2 separate regions of the Mus musculus genome follow, and region 1 is linked to region 2. The links are chromatin contacts, found by POLR2A ChIA-PET in ENCODE. All regions are on one chromosome and are shown on one strand. Each heading gives the region's core, a stretch centred on a gene start or an enhancer-like site at or near the end of the contact. The rest is flanking DNA. Distances are from core to core; before and after follow the strand shown. Region 1 holds the start of Ddb1 (damage specific DNA binding protein 1). Region 2 holds the start of Ccdc86 (coiled-coil domain containing 86).

Evidence for each region. ChIA-PET counts read pairs that join two places held with the same protein, here RNA polymerase II (POLR2A).
Region 1: POLR2A ChIA-PET joins it to region 2 with 10 read pairs in embryonic stem cell. The contact joins the promoter of Ddb1 here to the promoter of Ccdc86 in region 2. POLR2A ChIA-PET finds 5 or more read pairs at or near these places in 2 of 5 experiments (Patski and embryonic stem cell).

Annotation. Positions count from the first base shown.
Region 1 is chr19:10,604,336-10,607,035 of GRCm38, reverse strand. Ddb1 (damage specific DNA binding protein 1) reads right to left here and starts at 1,439. Exons shown (of 27, transcript NM_015735.2): 1 at 1,270-1,439; 2 at 43-191. The coding sequence starts at 1,330. It also overlaps a transcript of Tkfc not described here.
Region 2 is chr19:10,947,879-10,950,635 of GRCm38, reverse strand. It overlaps Ccdc86 (coiled-coil domain containing 86), which reads left to right and starts at 1,370. Exons shown (of 4, transcript NM_023731.3): 1 at 1,370-2,358. The coding sequence starts at 1,403.

The DNA of each region.
Region 1 (2,700 bases), core at 190-2,689, 340 kb after region 2:
TAAACTCTGCACCCAAGGGTTCCTTCAGGGCCCGTCCCTTACCTTGGGCCTGAAGAGCTCCATGACTGCAATCTTCCCGTACATTCCCACCTCTTTGACTGGCCGAAGACCCTCCGCAGTGACCACATAGATCTCTAATCTTGTGTTTTTAGCAATCAACAGGTTCAGATCTTCCGCTGAAGTAAAGTGTCCTGAAAGAAGAGAGCCTCTAACTTTGGAAGCTGGAGGATAGGCCTTTCAGGTACCTCTAAATAAATCTACCTAAGGACCTCGCCTCCTCACCAAATGAAGCACCTCAATGTCTTGCTTCACACACTCAACAAAGCTATAGTCTTAATCAGACTTTTAAAAATGTACTGTCGACTGGGCAACAACAGCCTGGCCTTCAACAAACTATGACCACGAAAATTCTTCGGATGGTTGTTGGGTTTTCCTTTCTAAATTACAACAGCAGACTGTAATTGACGCTAATGGAGAAAGCCTGTGTTTCCTTGAGTTCCCATCCAGAAAGATAAAGCGAAGAAAATTTCCCAGAGCCTTCAGTGTTGTCCTTTTATCTCCCAAGCAATCTACCAACACCACCCAGCCCTCTGTAGCTCTCTCTGAACAAGAAACTTTTGTTCTGAAATGATTAGCATTTACGTAAATACACGAATTTAAGTAGCTGAAAATATGAGTTCAAGATGAATGTTCTTTGGTTTGGGATGTAACTGCCGATAAAGAGCCACGCACACAAACAAGGCAAAGCTCGCACACTGACGGGCCAACCAAACCTTGTTCTCCAGCAGCGCCCTGGAGTAAACAACAGCCCCAGGCAAAAGGGTGGGTCTGGAGAGGGCCGGGGGGGGGGGGGTGCAGACATTGCTCAAATTCCTCAACCTCCTGGACATCCACCGGAAAATTATGAACTCAAAACTTGCCCCATTATCATCTCCCCTTTCCCCTGACCACATGGGGCAAGTTTGAAGACTCAATCAACCACGCACACAACTCACACTTCGCTCTCCGTCCCATCAGGCCTGGACCAATCCTCAATAACAAGTGACCTCCTATGAGCAAAAAAGGACCCAGAATAGCTGCTTCCGCTGCCCAAAAGGCGCGTGGTGGGAACAGCTCCTTTGAGATCGCGAGCTAAGGGGGACGTTCCGCGACTGCCAGCGCCTTCCATTCCCGGAGCCCAAGTTTTTGCTCCCGCCGCCCCTGGGGCCGCTGGCCTCCCTAGGCCTGGGATCCCTCCCTTGCCCGGGTCTCCGGCCGGGGCAATCTCACCGGTCACACAGCCGTTCACTGCAGTAGGCTTCTGCGCCGTTACGACGTAGTTGTACGACATATTGAGGCCTTGGGTTGGCCCGTGGGGCGCCTAGAGCGACGATAGAGAGACGGGCGCGAGCGAAGAGACTGAGAACCCCCACCCTCACGCAGCCAACTCCGTGGCTGCTGCCTCCGCCCCTGAGACACGTTGCAGGCCAGAGAGGCCAGGCGCAGAGGATCACGGGACGGCCTCACCTGGCCTCTTGGAGGACTTACGGAGCCCGAGGCGGCCAACCAAGCGAGGCCCCGCCCCCTGAGGTCCCGCCTTCTCCTAACCGCCAGAGGTCGCAGTACCCGGATGAGAGCGAGAGTACCGGTACGCAGGCAGAACTGGCCTCCTCTTTGGTCTGCTACGCCCTAAGTGGCCGCCTGCTGGCTTCCCAGCCCAGATCCGCGCCCCTTCCTCAGATTCTGCCTCCTTCCTTCCTCCATAGCTCCAGGCGTCCTCGGGGTTTTCCCTCTTTTAAAACAGGAAGGGCTGCGGAGGACTAGACTGGGGATAAGAGGTGACCATCTGTGCACATCCCAGAGTAGAATCGTGCTTTCCTTTGCTTAATTCTTCGAGCTCCTCCTGATCCCTCGAATGCCCTCAACTGACTTTAGAACAATCATCCCAGCCTCACACATCACCTGGGGGTGTGTTTGCTCACCTCTTTTAATTTCTCCAGAAACGAAAGGACTCTCCACTAAATTACTTGATAGCACTATTAGTGCCTCTACTGCGATACAAATTCTAAGCTCAAATACAACGCAGGAATTTCACAGGAAGAGCCTAAACACCCAGGTGACTAGTGCAATCAGCCCCGCAGATGCAGGTCCCAGGCTTCATCAGACAGCCTCCATGTCCCCAACCCCAAAGGAGGAGCAGCAGAAGCCTAGTCCTGAAGCATCTCCAGAATGCCGGAGGAGGAGAGCTAACTCCCTATTTTACAAATGAGGCAGAGATCAGTGTAGCTAGGTTTGAACCAGGTGGAACTGAAGATGATTTGTACCTCCCCAGCTGGCACTCGACTTGACTCTGGGAAACTGGTTGACTAAGGGGAAACATTAGGCTTTGTAGCAAGACTAGACATGGGCTCAAGTCCTAACTCTCAGCAACACAATCTTAGACAACTCACTAGAGCTTTCAGTCTGTGTTCCAGAAGTAAAATAGGATCACAGAGCTGACTCACTACTAGTGTGGCCAGCCAGAAAGGTAAAGGTCTTTGTACATTTTCTCCTTCCCAGCTTTAAGCTGGACATGATTCCAAACACTGCCTTCTGGCTAAGTGGGGGTGTGAACTTTGGTCAGTCCCCACGCTCCTCTCCATTCCTAGCCCACGAACTAGAGTTTGGACTTGGATCAAAGTCTGAGGCAGCTCCCTAATTCTTAAGGCACAGGCACGGGAG
Region 2 (2,757 bases), core at 121-2,620:
GAACGTTTCTCTGGGTCTTCATCTTCCCTGCCTCCTCCTGGATCAGCAAGTAACCATCCCGGCAGAGATGAAGGTTTTAATTGTTTTGTTTTGTTTTGTTTTGTTTTGTTTTGTTTTGTTTTTCGAGACAGGGTTTCTCTGTGTAGCCCTGGCTGTCCTGGAACTCACTCTGTAGACCAGGCTGGCCTCGATCTCAGAAATCTGCCTGCCTCTGCCTCCCAAGTGCTGGGATTAAAGGCTTTCGACACTGCATCTCTTAGCCTATCAGCCAATCAATCAGACAGAGGACTCCAAAGAAATGAAAATTTCCCCAGAATTCTCATGCTGGGAGAAGAAAAAGGTACCAGCCAGAGGGGAAACTTGTCTCCTGGAAAAAGATTTCAGAGTTCTAAAAGCTTGTCAGACCACCTTACAGGATGAGACTAAAACCCAGATAATAATGGGCCAATGGTGGGCAGAGTCATACCTTGGTAAGGACTACTCAGATGTATTTATCCTTGGCCCTCTATCTAAATTTTTTATCTAAATTTAGAACCCTGAGGTCAAATTTGGGTGATTCACAGAATCTCTTTGCCCCTCTTTCTAGTATGACTACATTGAATAAATCTCCTTTTTCTAAAGATTTCCAGTTTTTAATGTGTCTCTTTCAATTGGCTTATTGAGGATAAGGTAGCTAGACCTGACTTCGGGCACAGGTTGTGAACCCCCAACATTGACAACAAGCAGTCAAGGTTTTCTGGGCCACAGACCTGACACTTTGCTGATTAACTGAAACTGTTCAAAGATGAGAACCACCTATTGCATACTTGGGCCCACTAGTAGAGAAGAGGAAGTGAAAAGAATGGGAACGTTTGAGACAACTCAAAAACTGAAGATTTCCCACTCAGGAAGACCACCAGGACCTTCCCCTTTGTTACACAGCGCAAAGCTACTGTGCTACAAAAGATAAAAGAAAAGGCGATGTTTGCGGGCCCAGCAGTTCCAGAACAAGTTAGCGCGCTGATTCGGCTCTGCCTACAAACTCCCTCCGCCTTTTTCCAACCTCTTCTCTCAAGAAAAAAAAAATTATTTTTATATGTGTGTGTGTGTGTGTGTGTGTGTGTGTGTGTGTGTGTGTGTGTGTGTATGTATAATATACCCCCACCCCATCCCCTTGCAAGAACTCGCAGTTTGCAAAAAACGCATCGCAGAAACCAAGCAACTAAACTCTGTAACTGAGCTCATGCACAACACGCATGCGTCTACTAAGCCCAGCCTCCCGGGACCGACTTCATCCCCGGCTCCGCCTACCCACGGGTCTCTCTACCGCAAGTGCGCTTCCTGCCCGGTACGGAAATGGACGAGTCTGACGTCATATGAAGGCGCCGACAGTTCCGAAGGCTACAGAGGCTACACGTGAGCCATGGATACGCCGCTGAGGCGCAGCCGGCGGCTGGAAGGCCTAAAACCTCTGTCTCCAGAAAACCTTCCTGTCCCCGAAGTCTCTCGGGCGAAACGGGCTCTTGTAGATTTCAAGTCGAACTCAGAAGAAACAGGAGAGCTCAAGTCTACGAGAGTTCCACCACTGAGCCTTCCGTCTCCCGGACCTCAGCCGGAGACGAGCCCCGGATCGCCCTGTCCACCACTGAGCCTTCCGTCTCCCGGACCTCAGCCGGAGACGAGCCCCGGATCGCCCTGTCCACCACTGAGCCTTCCGTCTCCCGGACCTCAGCCGGAGACGAGCCCCGGATCGCCCTGTCCACCACTGAGCCTTCCGTCTCCCGGACCTCAGCCAGAGACGAGCCCCGGATCGCCCTGTCCACCACTGAGCCTTCCGTCTCCCGGACCTCAGCCAGAGGCGAGCCCCGGATCACCCGGTCCTAGACAGGATGCAGACGATGGGTCCCCACAAAGGCAGCCAGAGCCTCACCCCGGGTCCCTTCAACCTCATCAAGATCTGGGCCTGGAGTCACCTGCAGGACAGACAGAGTCGAGCCCGGAATCCCCGCAACGAGAGCAGCCATCCAAATTACCTCCCCCACAGGGAGAACTGGACTCTGAGGCGGCCCACGCTAAAGAGGAGGTGATCCCAGGATCCCCCGAGCCTTGCCCGGGCCAGCAAGCACCGGGTCCCGAGCCCTCTCAGCCAGCACAGGAGCTGACGGTCCAGGCACCTAGCTCCCCAGAGCGCCAGTTGGAGCCAGGCAAGCTGCCTCCGGCGGGAGAGACAGTAACAGAAAGTCTCAACCTAAAGAAGCGAGTTATAGCCTCTCCCCAGGCCCCAGCGTCCAAGAAATTGAAAGAGAAGGAGGAGCTTCCTGTAATTCCGAAAGGGAAGCCCAAATCCGGGCGTGTGTGGAAAGACCGCTCCAAGAAGAGGTAAAGTGGGGGTAGCATGGGTGATGTGTTGGGTTCTTAGTACATTTGGACCTTGCCTTCGCCTGAATGCAATCCAAGGGTTGTAAAGAGTTCACCCGAATGAAATTAACAAACACGATCATAATGTCAAAATGCCCTAAGGTCGGGGAGGGAGATAGATCCTCAAAGATCATTTCTTTAATGTCTGCCCTAGACGGTGTTCTTTTGAGCTTTCTTCCCATCCTTTTTTTATTATGAGGCAGGGTCTCACTGTATAGCACTGGCTGTCCTGAAATTCAGAGATACACCTGCTTCTGCTTCCCTAGTGCTGGGTTTATAGACGTGCCACCTTTACCTTGTCCGCCACATCTCGTGTGGCAGGCAGAGCAAGAAAGGCGGCCATTATATGAACATAGTGAG